Linked DNA regions of Homo sapiens: region 2 is linked to region 1. A link is a loop called in an ENCODE intact Hi-C map of the cell type or tissue named here. Cell type or tissue: mammary epithelial cell. All regions are shown on one strand.

What was found. Peaks named below come from ENCODE experiments on the same cell type or tissue, not always from the same donor. Only the 100,000 strongest peaks of a DNase experiment are listed, where the experiment ranks them.
Region 2: it touches region 1 in a loop (6-fold over the local background); 2 of 110 quality-filtered maps call a loop at or near these places.

What each region holds. Positions count from the first base shown.
Region 1 is chr6:74,938,551-74,941,050 of GRCh38, forward strand. No RefSeq gene overlaps it. Among named protein-coding and RNA genes, the nearest start is that of SNORD156, 190 kb to the right of the region's middle. In mammary epithelial cell, a CTCF peak has its summit at 943 (motif pointing right); no DNase peak of the experiment used is centred here.
Region 2 is chr6:74,990,781-74,993,280 of GRCh38, forward strand. No RefSeq gene overlaps it. Among named protein-coding and RNA genes, the nearest start is that of SNORD156, 140 kb to the right of the region's middle. In mammary epithelial cell, a CTCF peak has its summit at 1,472 (motif pointing left); a DNase peak (open chromatin) is centred at 1,131; H3K27ac peaks cover 2,308 bases.

The DNA.
Region 1 (2,500 bases):
AAGCTCTCATGCTGAAATTTACATAGTTACAAATATTAAAAATGGTTGGCAAATACTATTTTTGTTTTGCTAGGTTCTCAGAAAGAAAATACAAAGGGTAGCATATCTTTTGTGAGACATTTATCTTAGAACAAGCAGTTACCTTATTTCCTGGCCCCTTTGAAAGCATTACACAGTAATCTGACAATATATTAACATTCACATTTGAACCACTGACTACATTCACAAGAAACAAACATTTCTACTTTCTTGATGTTATTCATCTGATGTTTACAATTTGACATGTAGTTCTTCATTCATATCAGCTGTCTATATATATATTATATATATTTATATATAATATATATATATCATTATAAATATTTAAACCAAACCATACTTGAACATCTCAATAAACTTCCCTATTATTGTGACTGTATATGCAGAAGCTCTTGAAAACATGATCCGTCCACTGTGGATAAGAGAAAGACCTCTCAACGAATGAAAACAAAGCTGTCAGTCGGGGAGGAAGAGGGTGACCAAAGAAAAGTTGAAGGGGACTCTGTGTAAAACATATCTTTGTTTTTCCATTTAAGAGTCACATTTAATGAAGAAAACTTTATACACAAATATGTGAAGTCTCTTTCAGATGATACTTTGCCTCTCTTATGGCTTAAAGATACTAATGTGGAGGAAATGCCTTGTGTCTCATGTTCCATCCTGGCTTGTGTGAAATTTTATTGGCTTTCCAAGAAAAAAAAAACAGGTCAAATATAGTTTCCATCTATTACGTTCACAGAGCTACTAATAAACTTGAGCCTCATTTCATGCTGATAGCTGCATAGTGTCAGCAAAATTCCTTGGAAACACATAGACTTATGATCCTCAAATAAAGAGATAGTCAAACCATAAAGGGATTCCAGCATTCAAGAGGATTCAACTGTCTATGTCCAGACCCACTAGATGTCACTGTGTGCGTGAGTACATTTGCATAAGACTGACACATGTTGAAGAGGAGAGGAAACCACTGTGGGACAGAATGTCAGGTAACAGAGGTTGAGATTGATGTACATATTTACAAGCCAGGGAACACCAAGGATTACCAGCAATACCAGAAGCTAAGAGAAAGACATGGAACAGATTCTCCTCTACAGCCTTCAGAGAAAGCATGGCCCTGCAGAAAACTTGGTTTGGACTTATAGCCTCCAGAACTGTGAAATAATAAATTTACACTGTTTTAAGGCACCTCCTTTGCAGTACTTGATTACAACAGCCCTAGGAAACCAACACAACCCAGCCAGTTCTAGCCCAGGTTGCCTGACTAGCAATGCCCCTAAACCAGTCATTTCTCACCACAAACTGCCTGTTCAACAAAGTCTAAATGTCTTCGATGTCTGGATTACTGATAAATGCTCTTTTCAACAGCTACTACTAATTTTTCCCAAGCAGTTTCAGTTACTTTTTCCACTTCTGGCTCACTCCAAAGAATTCCAGAGGTTTATGAAATGTTTGGAAAACCAGAGGTTTCTTTTTTCAAAAGGAAAAAGAACTCTCTCATCTTAAACATCTCTCCCAGAATGACCTTAAAAAGCTTGAAATTATAGGCTATCATGGATAGCTGAAAAGCTCATATTTGAAGACTTGTTTGGGGATTTTCCCTTCTGGAGAGCGTGCTGGGAAAAGAGACAAGAGACATTCCTACATTAGGTTGGCTCTCAACTGTCCTTCAGGTCACTTCAGAAACAACAGTAAGTGGCATTCTCTACAGAGTATTAAAGAAGTATGAAATGTTGTATCAATTAAAACCACTGGCCTAGTCGTTTTTGACCCACAGTATAGACCAGAGCTCTTTCCATACACATGTGATCTGAGTCAACTCCTTTATTCTCTCTGGATACATTTCATTATTACATAAGATGTTGAAATGACTCTTCAAAACATTCCTTGCGCCAGTAAAATCTGATTGATTCACACATTCCTTGGTCAAATTTTTTACCTTCATGTCTTCTAACTTAGAATGTTAAACATGTATTTTCTCCAGGATTAGTGAATATATTTTATTCAATAGCTTGGTTGACTCTTTAGGCTTCTATTACTTGTCCGTCTTTATTCAGCTTTATTTCTTTGTGATGTGTGCCTGTGGCTTTATCTCCTAGTCATTTTCAGTATGAATGGAAATCCTGTTTACATAGCCCTTGAATCTCTAGAGACTGAATGAAAGATATGGGATATGGTTGCAATCCTGGCCCCCCTCTCTACTCAAATGGGTAACTCAGGGGAGGCATTACCTGAAAGAAGTCGAATGTGAAGTGGAGCCAAGAGCAATGAGAAACTCACACCAAAGCTGCTCTCCAACATGCAGAATTGTGGGTGAACTTCTTAGAAAGCCAGGGAATTTGGAAGGAAAGATGTCTGTGTAGTAACATTAACAACCCTGGTAGTAAAGTAATTGAGTGAGCATACATACCACTTCACTGTCACAGACTGTGCTTAAACTTTCATCTACATTAACCTGTTTAGT
Region 2 (2,500 bases), 52 kb after region 1:
ACATACCAGAATAGTGGTTACCTTATCAGGAAGGGGTAAGACGGGATTCCAATGATCAGCTTCTTGATACAAGGAGTGATTATGTAGGCATATGCACTTTGTGGAAACTCATCCAGCCATACATTTTTAAACTGTGCACATTATCTGTTATACTTCAACAAAAAGTTTATTTTGAAAGTACCAGCATAGTGGTCATTTGCAATGATATATTATTCACTTCACGAATTTACAGATAGAAGGTTTCCAGCAGTTCTTGCAAGCCCTTAAGTGGTGGCTTTATGTTATCCCCTTGGTAGATCCCCTTGCAAGTGACCCTTAAATGGTCTGAGACTATTAGATCTTGACCCCTACTTCAAATGCCTGTTTGAGAGTAAAGGGCCCAGTAACATCTTCAGGAATAGCATTCAGCCCTGTTCAAGGTATTCACATTTCAGAAATATCTAAACGGTAATTTTTCTCAAATATTTAATGTAAAAATCTTGATTGCACCATATTGCCAGGGATAAGAGATAATGATCTTTCTTATTAAAATCATGAAATAGGGGCCAGGCCCAGTGGCTCATGCCTATAATTCCAGCAATCTGGGAGGTCAAGGAGGGAAGATTACTTGAGGCCAGGAGTTTCAGACCACCCTGGACAATATAGGAAGACCCTGTCTCTACGAAAAAAAAAAAAAAAAAAAATACCTGGACCTGATCATGTACACCTATAGTCCCAGCTACTCAGGAGGCTGAGATAGGAGGATTGCCTGAGCCCAGGAGTTTGAGGCTATAATGAACTATGTGCACACTACTGCACTTCATCTTGAACAAAAGAGCAGAAACTGTCTCAAAACAACAAAAAATGTGAAATATGGCTATATGTTTATGTGTATTGTCTTTAGAAAGAAATTGGGTGTCATTGAGAATGACTAACATTGATTGCACATGGATGTGGCTAATATTCACGCCAAAATAAGTTATTGCTCACTGTCTTCATGATTTGTGTTTTGTCTGCAATAGACAGGGTGGTTGCTCACACCCCAGGGTTTTGCATGTAAGTGCAGGCCCCTGTAATCTTCTATCATAGAGACCCATTATTGGACTTTCCATTTGGAATTATTTTGTCCACACCCAAATTCATACTGAAGGGAAGAAAAGCAGGGAGGAAAGGAGGAGAAAGAGAATTCCATTGCTTATAGGACTATTTTTGTAGTTAATCAGGTGTGTTGCACAGGCAGAAACCAGGAAACACGCCAAAGCCATTTGCTATGCCTCAGATAATCCCCTTGCTTTTGTGGTTGGGTGTGATACATACCATCATCTTCAAGCTTGTTTGTTTTGGCTGCAGAAAACAAGTTCACACTCTTGTAGGAAAGTAAGTAAGTGAAAGAAAAAAAATCATCCTTTTTCCAATTTCAGAAGAGAGCCAAACACTTGGCTGAAACTATTTGAAATTTTCTGGCTAGGGCTCCATCTTATGGCCTAAATTGTGTAGGCAGAATCAGAGGCTGATAAACCTGCCACACAGTGGGGGGATCCACATCCCAAGTATCTTCTGTTTCTCTGGGCCGATCCCAGGCCCTCTTTCTGTGTACAAGAAAACTTTTGGGAGTGATAGATATGTTCATCGTCTTGATTGTAGTGATGGTTTCACAAGTATGCATATATGTTAAAGCTTTTCAAATTGTGCACTTTGAATACAGTTTACTATATGTCAATTACACCTCAATAAACTTGTTTAAACAAAATGTATAGACCTACATCACTAAAAACCCTCCTTGCCGAGTCATGTAGCCATATGAATTTGCAAGAGAAGAGCATTATTACTCTAACAGAGTACGCAATATATGAAGAAAATAGCAGAGGACAAATAGAAAGGATATGTAGATATCCTTCAACACCCAGTTTAGGAATTCACACTTAATTGTGTAGACAATGAGTAGCCTACAAAAGGACTTTTTTTCTTTGCAAAAGAGTGTATGGTCAGAATTACACTTGACAAAGCTAAATTTGGTAAATTTGGCAAAAGTGTTTCAAGATGTGTTGGAGAAGGCTAAAAGTGTGAAGATTATTTCAGAGGTTAATTAATTAAATAAAAGTTGAACCAAAGTCCTGCTTGTAAGATCTGCAAAGAGACAGTAGGGATAAGTACTGTTGCAGAAGTAGAAGAGGTGAGAAAGAAGGCAGGTTTTAAAGCCGCATGGTCAGAATGGACGTGCTTTTAACAGAAAGGCTCATAGGAAGTTGATTTAGAAACAGGCAGTATTAATTGGTTTAACTTCACAGAAACACTTCATTTATTTAGTAGTGATTTCGATTTACATCATTATGGTTTATATTAAGATAGCTTAGATGATAATTCACTAGTAGATCTGTGAAAGAAAGGCATGTTTCCCACTTCTCAGAAATATGATTTATACCCATTGTCTTAAATATGTTCTCTATGTGCATTATTTTAGGATTACCCAGGACTTCTGTTACTCCAAATTCCTATTTTTGCTATCCATTCCACTTTTTAA